2 separate regions of the Homo sapiens genome follow, and region 1 is linked to region 2. Evidence: read pairs that join two places in POLR2A ChIA-PET (ENCODE). Cell type or tissue: CD4-positive, alpha-beta T cell. All regions are shown on one strand.

Region 1 (8,000 bases), 270 kb before region 2:
GGATGTATCCAGTCCACCGTTGAGATTGTGACTTGTGTACTTGGACTCAACATACAACATGTGTTGACTCTAATACTAAGAAATGGGATGTGTGGGATTGTTCATTCCTACATTTTTTTGTGACTGTGATTGTAACATACACCTTTGCCCAGCACCTGAGTGATTTGACTCTCCTGCCTGGTGCCTAGTGCACAGATCGGATTGTGACACATTGCTGAATCCAACATCTAGGTGGTGTGACTCTGTACTTTTGCCTCAGCACTGCCCACAGGGGGGCATTGTGACATATCACTGGACCCCACACCCTGGTTATGTGACTCTTCTGCCTGTGCCCTATCTTCATGGGCCATTGTGACATTGCTATGTGCAACATCCAGGTGATGTAACTTTCCTTGCTGGATCCTGCTTGCAGGAAGCATTATAATCTATCTGCATCCATCACCCAAGTAATGTGACTCTCTTTCTACCAGGTTGCTGCTTACAGAAAGAATTGTTACCTATCACTGGGCCAGCACCTAGCTGTTGTGATGCTTCTTTTTCTACCTACATTCAGCTCACAATGTAGATTTTGACATACTGCTGGGCTAAACACCAAAAATGAAGTTACGTTTTTCCTCAGCACTTTCCTCATCAGGCATTGTGACATATTGTTTGGCCCAGAACTAAGGTAATGTGAGCCTCCTGCCTGAACCCTGCCCATAGTGGGCATAGTGACATATTTGTGAACCCATCATCCATATAATGTGACTTTCTTACTTGGCTTTTCCCTATAGGAGAGATTGTGACATATATTTGAGCCCAGAAACCAAATAATTTGACCCTTCTTTCCTGCTATGGCCATGCTCCCATAAAAGAGAGTGACTTATTGCTGCGATTAGCACACAGGCTATGTGATTCTTCTGCCTGGTTCCTCTCCACAGGAGTTACTTTGACATATCTCTGGGCCCATTACTTAGATGATGTGACTCCTCTTATTCCTGGGATGTGTTCACAGTTTGGACTGTAACATATCGCTTAGTCAAGCACTTATGTGATGTGACTCTTCTCTCATGTTTTGGCCTTGTCCACTGGGGTGCTTGTGATATGTAGCTGGGCCCAGCTCTTAGGTTATGTGATCTCTTTTTTTTTTTTTTTTTTTTTTTTTGCCTGATCTCTGCATACATTTTGTATTGTGATATATATGGCTGGGTCCAACACCTAGGTATTATGAGTCTCCTGAATGGGCTCTGTTCAGAAAGGTATTATGACATATTCTTTTTTCTTCATCACTTAAATGTTGTGACTCTCCTTTTTTGACTAGAACCTGCTACAAAGGATAATTGTGAAATATCACTGGACCCAGCACCTAGGTGATGTGACTCTCCTTTTTGCCTGGGTCTCACATAATTTGGGTATTGTGATATATTGCTGAGACCAACATCTAGGGGGTGGGAAGCTCCTTTCTTGACCCTAACCACAGGAGCTTTGTGACATATCTCTGCATCCATGATCTAAATATGTGATTCTGTGTTTCTGCCTGCACCCTGCTAACAGAGAAGATTACGACAAATTTCTAAGTGCAGTGTATCTTGTTTATCTTGTGCTGACCTCCTATCTCATCCTGTGACTAAGAATGCCTAACCTGGGGAGGCAGCCAAGTAGGTTTCAGCATATTTCACACAGCTGCTATTCAAGATTGAGTTGCTCTGGTTTGAATGCCTCCAACATTAAGATCCACTATAAAATTATGAAAAAAGTCTAGAGTAAATGAGAATTAAATTAGGATGGGCTATTCTACCCTGGGTGCGGTGGCTTACTCCTGTAATCCCAGCACGTTGGGAGGCCAAGGCGGGCGAATCACCTGAGGTCAGGAGTTTGAGACCAGCCTGGCCAACATGGGGAAACCCCGTCTCTACTAAAAATACAAAAATTAGCCAGGTGTGGTAGCGCACATCTGTAATCCCAGCTACTCGGGAGGCTGAGGCAGGGGAATTGCTTGAACCCAGGAGGCGGAGGTTGCAGTGAGCTGAGATTGCACCACTGCACTCCAGCCTGGGTAATAGAGCGAGACTGTATCTCCAAAAAAAAAAAAAAAAATTTAGAATGGGCTATTCTGAAAGATGTAGCAATAATTATATTTGTGTTTATGAGTTTTTTTTATTAACCTCTACACTTGATAATGAAAGAGGTTTCCACTGCTAAAGGAAAATAAATCTCTTGATGCCAAAATTACTAAGCCACTAGAAAAGTCAAGTTGAGAACTATGTCAGGCAAATCTGCCTCCCATTTTATTTCTAAATAAGATAGCTACAAAGATAAAAAAGCTACATACTTTCTTTACAATTAGCCAACAAGGAAATTCCTTGAGAACCAAAGACAGACAGAACTCAGAGTCATTTCTCTGAGCCTCGCCTGAGACAAATGCACATCTGATTGCTTCCTCTGCACTGCTGTTAATTTAGATATGCAGGTTCACTGAGCCAGACTAAATTGTATTCAGTTGAATGCTTATCAAGGACTCAAGAATCCAGACTTTTATCTCTTATTTACTTATGACCTGGAAGCCCTCACCTCAAGTTGTCCTGCATTACTGGATCAAACCAAGAAAGAGAGAGAGGAAGGAGGAGGTGGAGAAGGAAAAAGGTAGGGAAGGAAGATCTTATACATATTGATTGATGTCTCATGCTTTCCTAAAATGTTTAAAAGCTGCTGGGCATGGTGGCTCACACCTGTAATCCCAGCACTTTGGGAGGCTAAGGCGAGCAGTTCACCAGGTCAGGAGACATCCTGGCTAACAGGGTGAAACCCTGTCTCTACTAAAAATACAAAAAATTAGCTGGTATTCATAGAAAATATAATTTTTAATTATCGAGTAATCTGAATAAATGAATATATCATAAAAAAATTAGCTGGGCATGGGGTCATGCACCTGTATCCCCAGCTACTTGGTAGGCTGAGTCAGGAGAATCGCTTGAACCTGGGAGGCGGAGGTTGCAGTGAGCCGAGATTGTGCCACTGCACTCCAGCCTGGTCGACAGAGCAAGACTCCGTCTCAAAAAAAAAAAAAAAAAAAAAAAAAAAGTAAGTGTAGGCAAATGTAGATGCAAATACACATCTGTTTACACAAATTCCTACTTTCAAAATCACAGAGAATGGTCACTTTTTAGCCTTTTTATGAATAAAATCCTGGATTCCATTTATTATTCCATTAGAACTTCTGTACCTATTTTGAAATTTGAGATTAAATTGTCTTTTGCTGAGTTTGCCCAGTTTATATTTCAAGTAATACTATATCATGGGAACACATTAGAGATTTTCTATATTTTTATGTTTTACATCAGTTTCTAAAACCTGGAAATTATCTTGTTTTGAATTTCTTATGAAAATGGAATACTATCCACTAAGAATATTCCATTAGCATACTGCAACTTAAAGTCAGGAGATCTAAACTTTTTCTGGTAACATTACCTATATTTAGTTTTTTAAAAAATGTTCTCTTTTTGTATATGCTTTTTAATTTGCTTTTAAAACATGTGCATAACATTTCCTTGAATTCTATTAATGGACCTCAATGCTTTAAAAAAATTTTTTGATAAAATAATTCAGTCTGAATGTGATGGTTCATGCCTATAATCCCAGTACTTTGGGAGGCTGACTTTGTAGGATTCATTGAGCCCAAGAGTTTGAGACCATTCTGGGCTATCTAGTGAGGCTTCATCTCTACAAATAAAAATATGATAACAAATTAGCTGAGCATGGGGCCACATGCCAGTGGTCCCAGCTACTCAGAAGGCTGAGACAGGTAAATTGCTCAAGCCTAGATTGCTGAGGCTGCAGTGAGCTGCAGTCATGACCCTGCACTCCAGCCTGGGTAACAGAGACTCCCTCTCAAGAATAAGAAAAACCCCACAGAGGATAAATAATAAAATATTCAATGTTTGTAATACTTCCTACTCAAAGGGCCAGAAGCCAGGAAGGTCATAAAAGCTGAAATTCAAAAACAATTGTTTTCATTTTTTAGTATCCATATAGTATATTACTTATAAGTGAAGATGACCTTATACACAAGGTTAAAGGCAAATACCCTCTGGGTTGGGCCTGCTCTGCTCAGGGAGGAAGCCCTGCCTGAAAAGGCGGCAGCCTAGGCTGTCATTCTTTCTTCTTTCAGCCCAGCGTCTGATCACATCTTTCATTCAGGGTTTGCGGGGGCAGGACCTTAGAAGTTATCCAATCAGGGACGCTGGGCTGGAAACCGTCCAATCAGGCACGGGGCAGGAGAGGACAGGGCGGCTTCCGGGATGTGGCGGGGCCTTTGTCTCTGGCTGCAGTTGGAGCTCTGCGTCTCGTCTTCGTTCTTCTGTGTCCTCTGCTGCTAGAGGTCCAGCCTCTGTGGCTCTGTGACCTGCGGGTATTGGGGGATCCACAGCTAAGACGCCAGGACCCCCCGGAAGCCTAGAAATGGTGAGAGTGCCGGTCCGACATCCCGAGAGGGGGAAGGGGCTGTGGCGTGACTCAGGCCTTCCCGCAGTCAGCTCCACAATCTGCGCGTGCCGGAGTTCTTGCCCAGCTCGGCCTCAATCCCCTTCAGCCATAAGATGGCGGCTGCTCTGGGAGGCAGCCCCGGGCGTCCTGTCTCTTCTCTGCGCAGTGACTGTGTCCCGGCCTGCAGCCCTCTGTGGGCAGCTCTGCAGCCGCAACGCGGCGTCTCTCCCAAATTGTGCAGGGGCCACAGGAGGGTCGTCAGGAGAGAATCCTGACTCGTGATGCAGTTTCATGAATAGGAAGAGCTTTGGTCCGTGGCATTTCTAGTCCCTCTTTTGGTCTATTAGAAACAGGAGAGTCGGCCGGGCGCGGTGGGTCACGCCTTTAATCCCAGCACTTTGGGAGGTCGAGGTGGGTGGATGACGAGGTGAGGAGTTCGAGAGCAGCCTGGCTAATATGGTGAACCCCGTCTATACTAAAAATACAAAAATTAGCTGGGCGTGGTGGCGCGCGCCTGTAATCGCAGCTACTAGGGAGGCTGAGACAGGAAAATCGCTTGAACCCAGGAGGCGGAGGATGCAGTGAGCCGAGATCGCGCCATTGCACTCCAGCCTGGGCCACAGAGTGAAACTCCCTCTGGAAAAAAAAAAAAAAAAAAACTAAACTAGATTTTCCTTTATTTCTGACATTCCCAAATGCCACCTTCTTCTCCGCAATTCACGTTATCAACTATTTTTTCTTTTTTTTCTTTTTTTTTTTTTTTTTGAGATGGACTTTCGCTTTTGCTGCCCAGGCTGGAGTGCAATGGTGCTATCTCGGCTCCCTGCAACCTCCGTCTCCCGGATTCAAGCGATTTTCTTGCCTCAGCCTCCTTAGTAGCTGGGATTACAGGTGCCTGCCACCACACCCAGCTAATTTTTTTTGTATTTTTAGTAAAGACGGGATTTCACTATATTGGCCAGGTGGTCTCGAACTCCTGAGCTCAGATGATCCACCCGCCTCAGCCTCCCAAAGTGCTAGGATTACAGCACTTAAAAATAGCCACCGAGCCGGGCTATTTTTTTTTTTTTTTTAGTGTACATTTTAGATACAGAGATACGTTTTAGATAAAGATATTTTAGATATCTGTATATTTTTGATACAGATATTTTAATTATTTTTTGAAAAATCATTGGATGGACTTAAATAAATTTTCCTTTCTTCTTTCCTTCTTCTTTCTTTCCTTCCTTCCTTCCTTCCTTCCATCTTTCCATCCTTGCTTCCATCCTTCCTCTCGCTTTGTTTCCCAGGCTGGAGTGCAATGGTGCAATCTCAGCTCATTGCAACCTCCCGGGTTCAACCGATTCTCCTGCCTCAGCCTCCCGAGTAGCTGGAATTACAGGCACCTGCCACCGTGCCTGGTTAATTTTTTTGTATTTTTAGTTGAGACAGGGTTTCACCTTGTTGGCCAAGCTGGTTTCGAACTCCTGACCTTGTGATCCACCCGCCTTGGCCTCCCAAAGTGCAAGGATTACAGGCGTGAGCCACCGAGTCCGGCCTAAATTTTGTTTTCTATTTGAAAATATTTTCCATATTGAAAAGAAAGCAAAAAATAATCCCCTTACACTGTTTGTAAAAAATAAAAATCTCTGTGCCTCTTTTCCTTTTCTTTTTTTCTTTACTTTTTTTTTTTTTTTTTTGAGACAGTGTTGCTTTGCTGCCCAGTCTGGAGTGCAGTGATGTGATCTCTGCTCACTGCAACCTCTGCCTCCCTGATTCAAGTGATTCTTTTGCTTCAGCCACTCCAGTAGCTGGAACTACCGGCACCTACCACCATTCCCAGCTAATTTTTGTATTTTTGTTAGAGACAAGGTTTTTCCATGTTGACCAGGCTGGTCTCGAACTCCTAACCTCAGATGATCCACCCGCCTCCGCCACCATGCCTGGCCTCTTTTTTCTTTTTGTTTTCCCTAGGCACAGGACTCTTTTTTTTCCCCCGCCCCGCCTTAAGATGGAGTTTAGCTCTTGTTGCCTAGGCTTGACTGCAGTGGAGCCATCTCAGCTCACTGCAACCTCTGCCTCCTGGGTTCAAGCGATTCTGCTGACTCAGCCTCCCGAGTAGCTAGGACTACAGGGATGCACTACCACGCCTGGCTAATTTTGCATTTTTAGTAGAGACAGGGTTTCCCCATGTTGGTCACGCTGTTCTCAAACTGCCGACCTCAGGAGATCCACCTGCCTCGGCCTCCCAAAGTGCTGAGATTATAGGCATGAGCCACCACACCCAGCCAGAGACTTTTTCAGAATGTTTTTAGGTCAAGTTTTTCCTTTCGAAAAATGTGGGTGATTTTTCCTCAGCCACACTTCATTTTGTTGTTTTTGTTTTTTTTTTCTGATCCTGGGTTTCAGTACTGTCTAGGGATAAACCAAGATAACCACCATGGCTATGTGTGCTACAGTGTCACAGCCTGGGTGTAGTGGCTCATGCCTATAATCCCAACACTTTGGGAGGCCGAGGTGGGTGAATCACCTGAGGTCAGGAGTTCAAGACCAGCCTGGCCAACATGGTGAAATCCCGTCTCAACTAAAAATACAAAAAAATTAGCTGGGTGCAGGGGCAGGCGCCTGTAATCCCAGCTACTTCGGGAGGCAGAGGCAGGAGAATCGCTTGAACCTGGGAGGCCGAGGTTGCAGTGAGCTGAGGTCGCGCCATTGTACTCAGCCTGGGCGACAAGAGGGAAACTCTGTTTAAAAAATAAATAAATAAAATAAAATAAAAATTATCATTTACCTTTCTCTTTCCCAGAGTGAGTTTAGGAATCTTCTCAGGTGTCTTTTATTTTATGGCTGGGTGATTTTCAACAGAATTCCAAGGCTTAGCTTTTAGAATGCTACCAAGGAAAAGAATAGGGAAAATCTATTTTATTTGGCTGTACAAAATTAATACATTTTTATAAGAAAACGTGGTATATAAGTGGTGAGTTACACAGATTCATAAAAACATCAGTTACTCTCTTTGCAGGGTAAATTTGTAGAGGTGATTATCTGTATTCTATATCCTATCATCTTGATTTCTGAGTTTAATGCTAAATTTTATGAGATGAAACTTGGTACCTCCTAGAAGTGTTTTCATATGACTAATTGTTTACCACATAATTTTTTTTTTTCAATTGACATGGAGTCTCACTCTGTTGCCCCACTAGAGTGCAGTGGCACAATCTCGGCTCACTGCACCCTCCATCTCCCAGGTTGAAGCAATTCTTCTCCCTCAGCCTCCTGAGTAGCTGGGATTACAGGCGTGTGCCACCACGCCCAGCTAATTTTTGTATTTTTGGTAGAGATGGGGTTTCACCATATTGGCCCGGCTGGTCTCGAACTCCTGACCTTGTTATCTGCCTGCCTTGGCCTCCTAAAGTGAGCCACTGCGCCTGGCTGGTTGTCTTGTTTAGTTAGTCTGTTCATAGTTTTCTTTGCTGTGCAGAAGCTCTGTAGTTTAATTAGGTCCCATTTGTCAATTTTTCCTTTTGTTGCAATTGCTTTTGGTATCTCCATCATGAAAT
Region 2 (8,000 bases):
GACCTCAAGTGATCCACCCACCTCGGCCTTCCAAAATGCTAGGATAACAGCCATGAGCCATCACGCCCGGCCAATGTCTAAAGTTTTGGTCTATCTCTCAAAATTAAGATGACCAAAAGGACAAATTATTAAATTAATTACACCATAAAGCTGCCCCCTTTCACGTTTAATTTTGGTCGTTTTTATTTAAAATACTAAACTGAAACCTACCTGGATATGTAAATAGACTGTACCCATTCTTGTACCAATCAATGTGTTTTGGCCAGTAAAATGACGTCAACTGTTCAAACCATAAGGCAACTCCCAAGCTGTAATCAATCTGACTGTTTCGGTACCTGGCTTCCATTTTCCGCATGTCAATTTGCCTTTTCTGTTCATAAATTTTTTACCACCATGTGGCTATGCTGGAGACTCTCTGAGCCTACACAGGCTACCCAATTTGCAAATCATTCTTTTCTCAATTAAACTCTGATAAATTTAATTTCTCTAAAGTTTCTTTTTCTTTTTTCTATGATGAAAATAAATAATGTGTTCTTGGGCTTTGATTTTTCTAAACTCATTCCTCAGCTATTTTTCAAAATTATTATATGTCCATTCAAATGCTTCTGCAATTTTTTTGAGACAGTGTCTCTCTGTATCACTCTGGGTGGAGTGTAGTGGTGCAACCAATCATGTCTCACAGCAACCTTAACACTTCAGGCTCAACCAATCCTCCTGCCTCAGCCACCCGAAGAGCTGAGACGACAGACATGCAACATCATGACTGGCCAATTTTTAAATTTTTTTTCACGGACACAGGATCTTACTATGTTGCCCAGGTTGCACGTAAACTCCTGAACTCAAGTGATTCTTTCATCTCAGCCTCCCAAAATGCTAGGATTACAGGTGTGAGGCACCCTGTGCTTCTGCAATTTCTTGAAAGGATTATTCCCAATCATAAATAGTGCTATATGGGCATACATTTTTTAAAAATCTGGCTTTTACTGTAGCAGCATCTCTCTCCAGGATTTCAAGGATCTACAGCAGCCAAGAGTTTGATGCATGGGCTTTAGAGTCAGAAGAGTTGGTACTGAGTCTCAGGCCAGCCATTTAGTAGCTGTGAGTCTTTGGACAAGTTTCTTGATGCGAAAGAGTTGTATAAACCACATATGCAAAAAAGGCATAATGATATTGATTGCAAAAATGGTAGCAATTTTTCATCCCTCCTATCCATGCCTATTGGCAGGTGCTCTTACAGCTGTTCCCATTGAGATACAGAATCTGTTTTCCCAACCCTAGATCTGGCTGGCCTTATTTGTTCAAGGCACTAGATACTTGTGAACATGACAGTGGGCTAGTTTGGGGCCTGGGCTCAAATGGTGTTGAATGCTTCTGCTTTTCTTTCAGAATGCTGCTGTCTCCATCAATAAAGTCCATGTTAGCCACCTAGAGGATAAAATACCACGAGGAGGAGTAGCAAGGTGCCCCTGTTGACAGATCTTGAAGCACAAGCTCACTCCCAGAAGCACAGCTGCCTAGTCAACAAACAGCTGACAATACATGTCTGAAGGAGCTCAGCTGGGAACAGAAGAATGGCCCCACTGAGCCTAGCCTAAATGGCGGACCATCTCAATTATGAGCTAATAAGTTTTGGATGATTTGTTATGCTGCCATACCTAACTAATACATGCACCCAGTGCAGATTGGGTGTCAAGATTTAAAGACAGTTTGATTATTAGTCACCTTCTAACAATGGGCACCCTAAAGGTACTGACATTTTTCCCGATTTAAAGTTAAATGTCTTGTAAGGCAATGTTGACTGATGCAGGAATACTTGTAGACATGTATGCATGTGATTGGTGCTTATATGCACACAGTCCCCCACACCACAGGAAAAAACCGATGACCAGAGCCTGACCATTATGGCCAAGGCCAAATAGCCAAAGTTTGCCTTTAATCTATTTTCTTCATATCTAAAAATTGGAGGTCAATACTGTGGACAGGTCTGAAGACATAGAGTTTTGTTCTCCTGTGGCCCCATCATTCTTCAGTGGTCTACCTGTGGTTATTTTATTCTTGTTACCTTCTGCTCTTTCTATGACCACTATCTGTTCCACCCTTGAAACTGAAGACAGATGTTAGTAGAAAGAGGCTGTTCCCTCATGTCGGGCATGTGGGATACGATGAGGTTTCTCTTCAAATAGCCTGATCAATCTTTTATTCTTTAATTCATAGTACCCACACACACACCCCTTTTTTTCCTTTTTCTCCTTTTTCCTTTCTGCCTTTGTTAGATGCCCAGGCACGCCACAGTACCAGGCATTATCAGTACCAGCTCACATTTCTTCCCTTATTTGGAAAGAGGACTAACTTTCTAGCTCAATGCAGACACCCCTTCCCCTTCCTCTCTGCATTCTTTTGCATGCCCACCTTATCTAAAAAAATCAAATGTTTAGCCAACCAGGATTAGTTCAGATTGTACGACCCGACCCTGGCCAATGGGGAAAGGGTACAGGGGCAGGACTTGTGTCAGGAATAAAGGCTCTTGTGCCCCTTTGTTCAGGTGTGCTCTCATGGTGACTGGACAAGAACGCACCCCTCTGTGCAGAACTAAAATTGCTTTGCTAGGAATCCTTTGTTCGAGTGTTCAATTTCCTTATGATTTTGAGCGTTATTCCTAACAGGAAGAAAAGGGATATTCAGGCCTTTCACAGACCTGACAACAGAGCTGCACTTCAATGTGACAGGTATTGACCATGTGTGACTCCTGGGAGCCTGGAATGTGGCTGGTCTGAGCTGCAATTTGCAAGAAAGGTAAAATGCAGAGTTAGTTTCAAAGATTTAGTTCCATAAATATAAAAATATACAACATATAGATAAAAATATCTATATATAATATGGATAAAAATACATAGCATAATGCAATATATAGATACATAATTATGTTATATATAAATATATATCTCATTCATAATTATACATTGCTCACATATTAAAATAATATTTTGGATATATTGCTTTAATTAAATTGTTACAACAGACGGATGCAGTGTCTCACGCTTGTAATCTCAACACTTTGGGAGGCCGAGGTGGGCGTATCACGAGGTCAGGAGATCGAGCCATCCTGGCTAACACGGTGAAACGTGTCTCTACGAAAAATACAAAAAATTAGCCAGGCATGGTGGCAGGCGCCTGTAGTCCCAGCTACTTAGGGGACTGAAGCAGGAGAATGGCGTGAACTCGGGAGGCGGAGCTTTCAGTCAGCCGAGATCGCGTCACTGCACTCCAGCCTGGTCAACAGAGCGACTCCGTCTCAAAAAACAAAAACAAAGACAAAAAATCTCATGCTGCCTTCTCAAAGCCAGGAAGGTTATAAAACCTGAAATTTCAAAATCATTATTATTATATTCTTTTCATTTGTGAATAGCCATACAGTATAATATTTATAAATGCATATAACCTTATACACAAGATTACATGCAAACACCCTCTAGGGTGGGCCTGGCTCAGCTCAGGGACGAAGCCCTTTCTGAGCGGGCGGCAGCTTAGGCAGTCACTCTTTCTTCATTCAGCCTAGCGTTTGGTCACATCTTCTGTCAATCACGATGTGAGGAGGCGGGGATTTAAGCGTTATCCAATCAGCAACACTGGGCTGGAAACCCTCCAATCAGCCACGCAGCTGGAGCGGGCAAGACAGCTTCCGGAATATGGGGGCCTTTGTCTCCGGCTGCAGCTGGAGTTCTACGTCTAGTCTTCAGAGGCCCAGTCTCCGTGACTTTGTGACCTGCAGGTATTGGGAGATCCACAGCTAAGATGCCAGGACCCCCTGGAAGCCTAGAAATGGTGAGAGTGCCGGGTCCGACATCCTGAGAAAAGGGAAGGAGTTGATTGGAACTGGTGGCAAGTGGCTGTGGTGGGACTCGGGTCTCCCGTCAGTCAGCTCCACAGTCTGCGCCCCGAGTTCTCCTTGGCCAACTCAGCCTCAGTCCTCTTCAGCCATAGCATGGTGGCTGCGCTGACAGCAGGACCCTGGGCTGAAGGTGTGGGTTGCCCCTCCACACCTGTGGGTGTTTCTCGTTAGGTGGAAGGAGAGACTTGGAAAAGAGAAAGACACAGAGACAAAGTATAGAGAAAGAAATAAGGGGACCCAGGGAACCAGCGTTCAGCATATGGAGGATTCCACCAGCCTCTGAGTTCCCTTAGTAGTTATTGATCATTCATGGGTGTTTCTCCAAGAGGGGGATGTGTCAGGGTCACAAGACAATAGTGGGGAGAGGGTCAGCAGACAAACACATGAACAAAGGTCTTTGCATCATAGACAAGGTAAAGAATCAAGTGCTGTGCTTTTAGATGTGCATACACATAAACATCTCAATGCTTTACAAAGCAGTATTGCTGCCCACATGTCCCACCTCCAGCCCTAAGGTGGTTTTTTCCTATCTCAGTCGATGGAACGTACAATCAGGTTTTATACCGAGACATTCCATTGCCCAGGGACAGGGAGGAGACAGATGCCTTCCTCTTGTCTCAACTGCAAGAGGCATGCCTTCCTCTTATACTAATCCTCCTCAGCACAGACCCTTCATGGGTGTCGGGCTGGGGGGCGGTCAGGTCTTTCCCTTCCCACGAGGCCATATTTCAGACTATCACATGGGGAGAAACCTTGGACAATACCTGGCTTTCCTAGGCAGAGGTCCCTGCGGCCTTCCGCAGTTTTTGTGTCCCTGAGTACTTGAGATTAGGGAGTGGTGATGACTCTTAAGGAGCGTGCTGCCTTCAAGCATCTGTTTAACAAAGCACATCTTGCACAACCCTTAATCCATTTAACCCTGAGTTTGACACAGCACATGTTCCAGAGAGCACAGGGTTGGGGGTAAGATTATAGATTAACAGCATCTCAAGGCAGAAGAATTTGTCTTAGTACAAAACAAAATGGAGTCTCCTATGTCTGTCTACTTTCTACACAGACACAGTAACAATCTGATCTCTCTTGCTTTTCCCCACACTGGGCGTCCTGTCTGCACAGTGACCCAGTGATGGTCCCCTGGCCTGGAGGCCTCTCTGGGCAGCTCTGCAGCCGCAGCGCCTTGTCTCTGGCCAATTGTGCAGGGACCATGGGAGGGTAGTCAGGGGAGAATCCCGACTCGGGTGAGGGTTCATGAATGGGAAGAGTTTTGGTCGGTGGGGTTCCTAGTCCCTCTTTTCATCTATTAAAAATTTATGGAGTCACCGCAAAAAGATTAAAGAATTTAATCAAAGAGTGGCTCAAAAATTGTAGAGTACCCAGCTATGGGTTTTAGTTTGTGGTTCATGGGAGGAACTTGAAGGAAAGACTTTTATAAGGTCCATGATTAAAAAAAAAAAAACAAATTCAATAATCGGTTAGGTACAGTTACCTACTTTTTTTTGTTTTTTTTTTTGAGACAGTTTTGCTCTGTCACCCAGGCTGAAGTGCAGTGGCGCGATCTCAGCTCACTGCAACCTCTCGGTGTCAAGCGATTCTCCTGCCTCAACCTCCCGAGCAGCTGGGACTACAGGGAGTCACGTACTTTCTTAATTTCCACTTTGAGTGTGTAAATTTTCTGGTTATGTAATCAGAGCTTAATTGGCCATTTATAGTTAGTTGGTTAAGCTTAAATTTTGTTTTCCCCAATGCAATTTACAAAAATTTACAAAAAAAAAAAATATATGTTTGAGGATACACACTTCACAAGAGACTGATTTTTTTTTTCCCCTGAATTTTTTAAATGTGTCCCAAGTGCGGTCTCAAGTCTAGCCCTCATCCCCCATTCCTCCAGCCTAACTCAGGCTTGAAGTAAAATACTAAATTTCCAGTTCCTTCTGACAATCCCAAATGCCAGCCTCGTTTCCCTAGTTCACATTGTCATCTATTTGTCCTTTAGTGTATATTTTCAATACTGTATTTTTTTTTACAAACCACTGGATGGCACATTTTAAAAGATTCATTTTCTGTTTGTAAATATTTCCCATGAGAAGAAAGCAAAGAATAACCCCTGACACTGTGTTGTGTAAAATCTCTGTGCCTCTTTTCCTTTTACCTTCCCTAGGCAGAGATCTTACCAGAATGCTTTGGGGTAAAGGTTTTTTTTTGGCGGGGGGAAGCTTTATTGGGTGATGTGTCCTCAACCACCCTTTAGTTTTTTCTTGGTCATCGGTTTCAGTACTGTCTGTGAATAAACCATTATATCAGCCATGGCTATGTCTGCTAGAGTGTCTAGGGAATCTCAGGTCCTGGGTCATTTTCTTTCATAGGACAGCCTGAGGTATGGAGTGTAGCCTCTCAAGGAAGCAGATGGATGCACTGGGGCTGAGAGAAATCTCCTGGTGTGCTCTTCCTTTAAAAAAGTAACCCCTTGAGACATTAACATTGTTTTCACCCAACCCAGCTTTCATATCTTGGTGACACATTGCTGGTCAGCCAATCAGAGGCTGGTATTAAGGGGAAAACAGAAATAATTTCTGTCCCCTGAATTCTCTAAGATTTGTGAAAGAAAAAATAGTATCCCCCCTAAAAAAAAAACAAAAGAAAACCTGACCCCAGAGAGATGCTGCAAAAATTTCCGAAAGTAAAACCTGGGCCACTCACTGGAACATAGTGCAGTGTCTCCTGAGAGGTTAGTCATTGAGCAGTTAAGTGAGCAGGCTGGGGTGGGAGAATCTCTCACGTGATTGGATGACCTGACTTGACACATAAGTCAGACACATCTGTTTTTTAATCATCACTGCTACACCCTGGGTTCGTCACCTTGAAAAGATTTGTTCACTTATATTGATTTCAATTTCTTAAACTGTAAATTGCATTTTATTAGTAGAGCTTGAAAGGTTCAAAAACATTTACAAAGGGCATAAAAGTGGTGGGTTTCAAAAAATATTAATATCTAATCATATATTTCGTATGTTAAAAATTCTTACTTACCTTTTTCTTTCCCAGAGAGAGTTTAGGAATTTTCTCAGGTGTGTTTTCTGTAGGTGATTTCAAACAGAATTCCAAGGCTCAGCTTTTAGAATGCTACCAAGGAAAATAATAGGGAAAATCTCCTTCGATTTTGGCTGTAGAAAATGAATACATTTCCACGAGGAAATATTGTAGATAATTGGTGAGTTACATAAATTTATAAAACATTAGTTCCTCTTTCTGCAGGGTAAATTTCTGAGAGTGAATATCTCTGTTCTGTATCCTGTTATCTTGATTTCTGAGTTTCATACTAAATTTCATGAGATGAAACTTGGTACCTCCTAGAAGTTTTTCCCTATGACTAATTGTTTACTACATTATTTTTAATAGAAATAATACAATAATAAATTTATTATCTGAAAGAAATAGATACTTTTGCTGTTCTTATTGAGGTATAAAATGTAGGCCAGGTGCGATGGCTCATGCCTGTAATCCCAGCACTTTGAGAGGTCAAGGCGGGCAGATCACGAGGTCAGGAGTTCGAGACCAGCCTGGCCAACATAGTGAAACCCGTCTCTACGTAAAATACAAAGTTAGCCAAGTGTGGTGGCATGCACCTGTAGTCCCAGCTACTCAGGAGGCTGAGGAGGCAGGACAATCACTTGAACCCAGGAGGCAGAGTTTGCATTGAGCCAAGACTGTGCCATTGCACTACAGCCTGGGTGACAAAGTGAGACTCTGTCTCAAAAAAAAAAAAAAAAAAAAGTAAGCACCTTATAATTTATTTTCCATGTATGAACACTGTGTTTGAGTAATTTTGCTGAATTTTTCAAACACTTAGTTTCAAAAATCAAGTGTATAACTCTGACATGGAAATTAAAGCCTGAGCCCAGTGACTCCAAGAAAAAACTAATGTTGAGCCTGCAAAAGGAGGTTATTAAGGGCCCAGTTAGTTCTTTCTGGGGAGCCTCCCCTGCAGAAGTCCCAGCCTGCTCAGCCCAGCTATAAAAGAAGCCTTAATCCTGAGGGAAGCTACAGAGCCCTGGAAAGCTGGGGACCCACAGGCAGATGCTAGTAAGGTTAAGATAAAAGGAGACTGGGAGAA

What was found. ChIA-PET counts read pairs that join two places held together with the same protein. Peaks named below come from ENCODE experiments on the same cell type or tissue, not always from the same donor. Only the 100,000 strongest peaks of a DNase experiment are listed, where the experiment ranks them.
Region 1: POLR2A ChIA-PET joins it to region 2 with 13 read pairs; 2 of 35 experiments call an interaction of 5 or more read pairs at or near these places.

Annotation. Positions count from the first base shown.
Region 1 is chr19:21,832,476-21,840,475 of GRCh38, reverse strand. It overlaps ZNF43 (zinc finger protein 43), which reads left to right and starts at 4,294. Exons shown (of 4, transcript NM_003423.4): 1 at 4,294-4,440. The coding sequence starts at 4,438. RefSeq lists enhancers at 3,257-4,229, 4,341-4,500, 4,521-4,570, 4,611-4,700, 4,230-5,203. In CD4-positive, alpha-beta T cell, no CTCF peak of the experiment used is centred here; a DNase peak (open chromatin) is centred at 4,235; H3K4me3 peaks cover 1,302 bases; H3K27ac peaks cover 1,287 bases.
Region 2 is chr19:21,564,926-21,572,925 of GRCh38, reverse strand. It overlaps LOC124904670 (a long non-coding RNA gene), which reads left to right and starts at 3,670. Exons shown (of 2, transcript XR_007067182.1): 1 at 3,670-7,097. LOC101929007 (a long non-coding RNA gene) reads left to right here. Exons shown (of 4, transcript XR_007067176.1): 4 at 1,387-3,024. In CD4-positive, alpha-beta T cell, no CTCF peak of the experiment used is centred here; a DNase peak (open chromatin) is centred at 3,625; H3K4me3 peaks cover 1,615 bases; H3K27ac peaks cover 1,353 bases.